Regions from separate parts of the Mus musculus genome. Here regions 1 and 3 are each linked to region 2. The links are chromatin contacts, found by POLR2A ChIA-PET in ENCODE. All regions are on one chromosome and are shown on one strand. Each heading gives the region's core, a stretch centred on a gene start or an enhancer-like site at or near the end of the contact. The rest is flanking DNA. Distances are from core to core; before and after follow the strand shown. Region 1 holds the start of Hdgf (heparin binding growth factor). Region 2 holds the start of Mef2d (myocyte enhancer factor 2D). Region 3 holds the start of Cct3 (chaperonin containing Tcp1, subunit 3 (gamma)).

Region 1 (2,700 bases), core at 23-2,522, 240 kb before region 2:
TTCCAATGGTCCTGAGTTCAAATCCCAGCTGTTTGTGGACCATTTGAACTCATACATGGTGGCTCACAACCATCCCTAATGAAATCTGAGGCCCTCTTCTGGAGTGTCTGAAGACAGCTACAGTGTCTTACAAATAATAAATGAATAAATAAATATTAAAAAAAACCTTCAAATCTGCTGGGCAGTGGTGGTGCACCCGTTTAAGAGGGAGAGGCAAGTGGATCTCTGAGTTTGAGGCCAGCCTGGTCTACATGAGTTTCAGGACAGCCAGGGCTACACAGAGAAACCCTGCCTTGAAAAACCAAAAACAAACAAACAAAAACCAGAAACCTTCAAATCTCTTTAAAAAGAGAGTATGCAGGCCAGCCAGCCAGGGCTACATACTAAGACTGTCTCCCCCGGCAGTGGTGGCACACTTCTGTAATCCCAGCACTTGGGAGGCAGAGGCAGGCGGATTTCTGAGTTTGAGGTCAGTCAGAGTGAGTTCCAGGACAGCCAGGACTGCACAGAGAAACCCTGTCTTGAAAAATAAAAAAAAATAAAAAAAAAAGACTGTCTCAATAAAAATAAGATATAAAACAATTAGATATAAACAACAAAAAACCCATTGCACAGAGATGTAATTACAACAAAATCTTGTTTGGTTTGAGATCTGAGATCAAGTTTTGCGCACATCATTCCTTAGAATATAACCCAGGCCAAATACAGTCTTCAAATTAATACTATATATCTCCAAACTAGATTTAGTGGTATCCAACTGTCTTTATCGTTTAGGACCTCCTTATTCTAGTGAGGGTAATTGGTGATAGTCCAGATACAGCTGTTAATTTAGAGTAGACTGAAATGGTAGGACTCGAACTCTTATACCGCCACCAACAGAAGCACGTGGAGTGTGTGGGGTACACCTCTTGCCTTGGCGGTCTAACTAGTTAGAAGTCAGAGGCGCAGAGCAAATACGTGGGTTGGGACATGGCACGTGGTAGGGGGGACAGAGCGCAAGGCAGGCCACAGTAGGCCCCGCCTGGCCAGGGCATTCAGAGGAGCCCGGGGAGGGGCACGTGCAGCCTGTCCAGCGGGCGCCAGCTCCTTTTGGGCTGGCACCCACCACCCGCCCGCACACAAAGCCCGCTCGGCGCGCTCGGCACTCGGCTCTTCAAGCCTGTGCCTCTGAGCCCCGCCTGGCGGCCTCCAGGTTGGGTGTGAGGCCGGGGCAGGCTGTAGGCGTCGATTGGCTGCGCGCATCGAACCGCCGCGGGCGGGAGCGCGAGGGGAGGAGTGGGCCGCGGGGGGTGGAGGAAGCGGCCTCGCTCGCGCCGAGGAGGGAGCAATTGAATTTCAAACACAAACAACCACACGAGCTAGCGCTCCCGGAGCCGTGTGTTGCCCACCGCGCCCGGCCCTGTCCGAGCGGCGCGCGGGCGCAGACGCCGTGGCTGCCCCGGAGCTCGCGTCGGGGGCCGGCATCGAGGCGGGGGCCGCGCGAGGGCCGGAGCGCAGCGGCGCCGCAACCGCCGCACGCGCAAACTTGGGCTCGCGCTTCCCGGCTCGGCGCGGAGCCCGGGGCGCCCGCGGCCCCGCCATGTCGCGATCCAACCGGCAGAAAGAGTACAAGTGCGGAGACCTGGTGTTTGCGAAGATGAAAGGATACCCACACTGGCCGGCCCGGGTGAGTGGCGCGGCCGTCGCGGGCCCTGCTGCGGGTTGCATAACGCTCGGGAGGGCACGGCCGCCGAGCGCGGAGCGGGCGTAGGGGCAGGGGTGCCAGGCCTGTTCTGGCTGGCGGGAGCCCACCACCGCTTACATAACGGAGGCGATCGCGGCCGGCACCTGGCGGGCAGCGCCGCGTGCTCAGTTCGCCCTCACCCCTCCGTCACAGCGGCCGAGGCTTCGGGCTCACGGTGGCGGGGGGGGGGGGGGGAGCGGCCCGATGGTGTGTCGCTTCTTTCGCCGCGAATCCCAACCCCTTCTCGGAGCCCCGCTTGAGCCCTGAGTCTCCATTGATAGTTGCCTCCAGTTCAGGTTTCTCTGGCTGGACGAACGGGTGCGAGGGGTCTCAGTTCACAGAGGGTTAGGTGGATGTAGAGTTGGCGACTCACAAACTTTCTTGGAGCATTTTGGTAGGAACTCTGAAGTTGGGAGGGTCGTGAAATGTTTGGGGACGACTTACTTAAAAATGGTCTTGCCTGGCCTGGTGACTCTGCCATAACCGATTTAGCCCCCAGCTCTACAAGAACATCCCTCCATATGCCTCCAGCTCAGACTTGGAACTGGAGGCAGCAGGGCCCCCGTGTGCTTTGGGAAATCCAGTACAGACGACCTTAGCGCGGTGTGGGGGATTGTGGGACGCTGGAGTTTCCTCGGCTTCCCATTAGTGAGCGTCTCCAGTCAGGGAGGCCGGTGTCAGCCATGTGGTTGTTTGAACCCGCCAAGAGTAGGGCCTTCCCCATTCCAGCACCTGGCCAGGTGGGAGGGTGGGGCAGAAAGCCTGCTGTGTTTATCACCTTCCCTCCCAGGAAAAGGTGTGTGTGTGTGTGTGTGTGTGTGTGTGTGTTGGGGGGAGGGTTGCTTCTGGGAATTTTTCAAAACGATTGTAGAGGGGGCCCTTGATACCGAGTGAGGGCATGACTCAGCCCCTTAGGGTGTGGAACTTGTGTAAAAGAAATCCTCGGGCAGAAAGGCCTGGAGGGAGGGGTCTCAGGC
Region 2 (2,700 bases), core at 44-2,543:
TTGAAAAGGGAGGCCGAGGGACTAGAAGCCTACGTGCTTCCTGTTTAAGGAGGTACATATATGCCTCCAAGCTCTTTGCAGAATAGTCCTATTGAACTGGCCCACTATGAGCCTTTTCTGAACTCACGCAGGCCCTAAAAGGGCTCATTTTCAGCTGAGCAGCCCGTGTGGGTCATACAGTGCAACACGAGGCACTGTACTAGTCTACTGGGAACTAAACTCACACCAAATTCACAAGTTATGTACCTGGCCTTACCACCTTCAGCTTACCCAAGAGGATGGAGAGTTAAGAGATGTGCTTTGCTCTTTTCAGAAATAGTGGAAAATTTTGAACCAAAACAGTCTGACTCCGAGATTATAAATTTTCTAACCCACCACTTGTCGCCTCTTCTCATCTCTCCCACAAGAAGCCAGAACAGGGACTTTGTTCAGTAAAGCAGACCCTAGCTTGTTGAAGAACCTCTTGCTTCTGTTTTGCTAAGGCTTTGAAGTCCACGCCAGACTCTGTCATTTCCTCAAGCTCCAGGTAGAGCCAGCCGAGGACTTGTTAGTGACAGGATGCGGACAGGAAGTCTGACGGGTTAAAGGTCCAGAAGCAATGGAGCGCACAATCTTGTTGTGAAGCACTTAAAAATTCACCACGCCCAGAGGCCGTCGGGGATTTTAAAAGATTTTTTTTTTTGAGAGAGTTATATTTCTTCAAGACAAGGCTTCTGGATGTTTCCTGTGAGGCAAGGGAGGTAGTGGTTGGGGTCCCGCCCCTTTAAATTGCCCCCTCCGTAGTTAAGTGCGCTGGGGCCCGCAGGCACTAAAAGATTAGATCACCCGAGAATTATGCACTGTAGCTTTAAATGTCTGGGCGTCAACCGAGCCGGGTCAGGGGAAAGGAGGGGACCTGTCACAGGTAGAGGGAGCAGCGGAGCTCCCCAGGTAACCACGAGATAAGAGAGCGCGATCTGGCTTCGGAGCTTTGTCACACAGTAAGTGTAGGAGCTGGGGCCTACCAACACTCTTATCTCCCCAGAACTTATTTACTTAGATCCCTGCCAACTCTGGAGCTGGGGTGCTGAGGTACCCGCAGCCTCGCTCTGTCCCGCAGGCGGAGGGATCTGGGCTCCACGCGCCGTGGTCGCGCGCCCCAAAGGGGTGGGGCGCAGGCCGCGGGCAGGGGGCGGGGTTGCGTCCCAGGCCTCCCTGCCAGGCCCCGCCCCCAGCCCTGCGGGGCCCTCCCATTGGCCCCCTGCTTGTCCATCACTCTCGTCTTTTCCCCCCCTCCCATCTCGCAAGCTAGGCTGCGCGGTGCCTACGTCGGCCTCGAGTCTGGGGCTGGAGGAGTTGCCTTTGGAGCCCGAAAGGAGGAAGGAAGCAAAATATCAACAACCGTCGAGGCGGCTTGGGCGCTCGGCTGCGTGCCTGCCGCCCGCCGCCGCCGCCCCCGCGCGCACCAGGGGGTCCCGGCCCTGTGGCGCCGCCCAGGCCGCGTGGACGCGGCGCCTTCGCTGTTTCCCGTCGGAGCTGCGGCTTCGCGTAACCGAGGATTCGGCGGACCGGGCCGAGGCTCCGGGCGCCGTGACACCCCGTCCCCCCCACGGGCTGGTGAGTCACGACGCGCGTCGGCCCCTTTAAGAACCCCTCCCCCACGCCGCGCGGCCGGGCTCAGGGTGGTCTGGAGCGCGAGGGGTGTACGGGCGCCCTGGCACGAGCGTCCCGGTCCGGGCGGGGCGACGGAGGCAGTGTTGGTGCTGGGGTGTCTGCTGTGACAGCCGCGCCTGGTACCCGAGCCCCCGTCGCCTCGCGCCTTGGCGGGCGCAACGCACGTGGCTCCGGCCGCGATTTCGCGCCCGTGGGGGCCCCCTTGGTCGGGCGTGTCAGCAACGCCGGCTGGAGAACCCCTGGACAGTAGTTTGCAGCTGTTAACACCTGGCAGGACCTCTCCAGGCCTTTCTCTTGGACGGTGCGGTGCGGGCCGAGTCAGTGCGAGTGGGGTTCGAGTGGTGAGGCTGGCCCAAGGGACTACTGTGCTCCCGGCCTCCCACCTCAGAGATGGGGCAGGGAGGCCTCCCAGAGATTCCATCGAGCCCTCGGGGTTCCCAGTGGCCCTGGACTACCCAGCTTGTCCTGAGTGCCAGTTCTGCCTACGACTGACCGGCACATTGGGGCCAGGCTAGGGGAGTACAGTGGGTGGATCCCGTTCCCTCCTGCCCTACCCGTGTGAGTTTCCTCCGAGGCCTGTTTGGCTGTGTGAGTGGTGGATCTTACCCCTCCCCCTAGCCCTCAGTGGGTCTGAGCTGCCTGACTGTGGGAAGTTTGCCGTCTGGGACGGTGACCTTGGGCTGCTCTGGCCGGATCTCGGAGAGGAGCCTACTGAGTGCGCTTGGCCTTGGGAGCTGTCCACCTTCTGTTCGTCTCCCTGTATCCGCGGTAGGTATCCGCCGAGGGGAGCATTGGCGAGTTACCTGACAGTGTTCTCAGACACCCAGCTTCTGGCCTCTGGCCACCGAGCCCCAGTGCTCAGCCTGGCTGTCCCAACTCCCATGGCCTTGCCTGTGAATGAATTTCCTTCCTGCGTCTTCCAGGATGGGGGTGGGGTGGGATGATTGTGGGAGTGGCTGAGAACCTTGTTATGTAGGGTGGTTGGGGAATTCTGGAGCTTCTGTAGAGCACTTTTCCCATATACCCCAGAAATGGACACTGAGGCTT
Region 3 (2,700 bases), core at 68-2,567, 150 kb after region 2:
ATTACAGGGGTGTGCTACCACACCAAACAAACAACTGTTCTGAAATTGTTAATTTTTCTCCAATTCCCTTCGGCAGTTTTTGTTAGTGCCTTTTCACTGCAGAAGACAAAGCATACCAAATACGAACTTTAAATCTATCACAAACATGTCATGACTCTTTGAGACTTCTGTTTAATTACTAGCCTTATTTTTTTTGTTGTTTTGTTTTGTCTTTTTCCTATATGGGGTGATCTGGCAAGAGGCTTGTCTCCAGTTTGAGATCAGCCTGGTCTTTACGACGAGTTTTAGGCCAGCCTTAGAACTCTGGTAAAGATAATACGGTAATTAAAAAAACAAAAACTCTAGTTTCTTTTGTCACTAACCAGTGACCAGGCTGGGGGGGAGGGGGCGAAGAAGACTCATAATACTGCAAGAAACACGACTTAGGATATTCGGGGGAAATGTGAGCGATCCTCCTTTATGTCTTTTTGCCTTAGACTCAACGTATTTTTCTAAGAAGTAAGACATTAGGACAGGAGAGATAGCTCAACAGTTAAGAGCAATAGATGGTCCCGCAGACAGGGTTACTTCCTAGCACCCACGTGGCGGTTCACAATCAATTCCAGTTCCAGAGGATCAGACTCCCGCTTGATCGCCTCTCACAAGTGGTGCACCTACATACGCACAGGCAAAACAACCATACACATAAAATAAAAAATAGGTACATCTAAAGAACAAGAATTTTCCTTCCTTTTCTTTAAAAAAGAAAACCAGCGCGTCTAGAGCAGTAAACCACAACTCCCAGCATGCTCCGGGGAGGCGGGGAGCCGAGTCGTTGCCTCCCCGCCCCGTAGGACAACTTCCACTTTTACACTGCCTCAATCTCTCGGGCCACGACGGGTATTTCTGGCTCCTCTACTCCTCCCTACCGCTAAGGCTGAAATAAAAAGTAGAGAACTATCATGCCTTCCTTGGCCTTCACGGTCGGACGAGAACCGATGGACAAAACAGAGCTTCATGATCTTACCTACAGCATTAATCCAAAGCCTCCACCCCAGCACCCACCCTCTAGTGGGTACTCATGCGCTGTAGCGAGCCAGCTAACTGCCCGTGCTTTGGCGCTTGCGCAGACATTCTGGCCGCACGCGGCCGGGAGCGGCCACGCCAGTGCGCAAGCGCTTGCGTCTCCCAGTCCCCTACATCATGCCCTCTCTATCTAACTTGCCTTGCCTTTCTTGCGTAGAGGGCGGGGCTAATACTGTCGATTGGCCTATGTTTTTGTCAATCAATAAAATGAGTTTGGTGATTGGCGGCACTTCAGAGGTTAGCAGGTTTCTGTGTCATTCCTGAGGAGGCAGCGTTTTCTTCGCTGCTCTTCTCTCCAGAAGGTTCTGCCGATTCCCCCCAGCTCTGGAGAGTCGGCTCTGCGTCGTGCCGCCATGATGGGCCACCGTCCAGTGCTCGTGCTCAGTGAGTTCAGGGAAGGGATGTCTCTCTCCGCCCCTCTCTCCCCAAGCTGGCCAGTGTTGCCCAGCTCCGTCCCGCCATGACTCGGCCCTCGTGCCTTCCAGTGGTCTTTTCGCCTTGGACCAAGCTCCTTCCCCACTTTTCTTCTCTTGCCTCTCCTGTCGCCTTCTTTTGACAAAATGACTTTCCGCTCTCGGAGTCGCTAGTCTTTACGTGTGCTTCATCCTATTCGCGTTCGGTTCTTTAGTCGCCACCCTCCACGCCCCCGTGTCCTTTACAGCATGATTTCCGTGTAGATAGTAATGATGGTTCTTAACGGTAGGCCTTGCTTCCTATGCTCGGTCCATCCCTCCGTAGAGGCGTGACTTAACGGCAACTCGCTTGATTGATACTTTAGCATCAGTATTTAGGAGGCTGTAGTAGAGTTGTTAAGTTGATAAGTAAAAGCTGCCTTTACCGGCAGATCGAATCGGAAGTGGCATCTTTTCAGTAGCGGTCATTCAGCAACCCTTGTTCGGAAATGACATTCCTGGCGTTCCCGATCTTGGATGTGATCTTTCCCACCAGCCAGTTCTCCCAAATTCCTTTCCTGGTTTTCTTTCCTCTTTAGGGAACGCCACTCATCTCAGTAAAGAGCACCAGTTCCTTGTCAGTTACCTGAGCTATTGAGAATAACTCAGTAAGCCTGGGTCAAAGTTAAACATAGTAAAGAGAAAAACAGATTTAGTCTGGCCACACTGGGAGGAGAGACAAAGGTGTTCAGTGACACTACCTCTCCTACACACTCGTAGACGAGTCCATGAGGTTTTAAGCAGCAGGCCAGATTTGTAAGAAGTCATTATTTTCTGCTCTAGTCTCCTGAGAGAAGTTTACCTACAGGGTGGCTCTCAGGCTTTAGTCTTTTTCCTGTTCTATCGTGAGATTCCTTGGCTTGTGATTGATATTTTGTTTGTTTTCGTCTGTGTATGGCACCAAGATTCCCTGGAATTGGAGTTACAGGCAGTTGTGAGCCACCTTGAGGGGCTGGGAATTGAAGCTGAACCATCTTTCCAGCCTCACAAGCAGACTTTCTTGGTCACTAATCTTTGAGACTCTGTGGCTCCTCTTCCCGGGGATGTTGTAAGGGGTGTGCAGTCTTGTGAAAAATCACTGTCCTACTGAGGCCCATTCAGGGCACTCAAGATATGAATCACTGGAAATATGTAAGCATGCATACAAGGAAAGTACTGGTCAAGACTATGAAGTTGAAGCATT

The links. ChIA-PET counts read pairs that join two places held with the same protein, here RNA polymerase II (POLR2A).
Region 1: POLR2A ChIA-PET joins it to region 2 with 17 read pairs in Patski. The contact joins the promoter of Hdgf here to the promoter of Mef2d in region 2. POLR2A ChIA-PET finds 5 or more read pairs at or near these places in 2 of 5 experiments (Patski and embryonic stem cell).
Region 3: POLR2A ChIA-PET joins it to region 2 with 31 read pairs in Patski. The contact joins the promoter of Cct3 here to the promoter of Mef2d in region 2. POLR2A ChIA-PET finds 5 or more read pairs at or near these places in 2 of 5 experiments (Patski and embryonic stem cell).

What each region holds. Positions count from the first base shown.
Region 1 is chr3:87,905,049-87,907,748 of GRCm38, forward strand. It overlaps Hdgf (heparin binding growth factor), which reads left to right and starts at 1,273. Exons shown (of 6, transcript NM_008231.4): 1 at 1,273-1,666. The coding sequence starts at 1,580.
Region 2 is chr3:88,141,079-88,143,778 of GRCm38, forward strand. Mef2d (myocyte enhancer factor 2D) reads left to right here and starts at 1,294. Exons shown (of 12, transcript NM_001310587.1): 1 at 1,294-1,596.
Region 3 is chr3:88,295,818-88,298,517 of GRCm38, forward strand. It overlaps Cct3 (chaperonin containing Tcp1, subunit 3 (gamma)), which reads left to right and starts at 1,318. Exons shown (of 14, transcript NM_009836.1): 1 at 1,318-1,449. The coding sequence starts at 1,419. Tsacc (TSSK6 activating co-chaperone) reads right to left here and starts at 1,182. Exons shown (of 4, transcript NM_001357024.1): 1 at 1,007-1,182.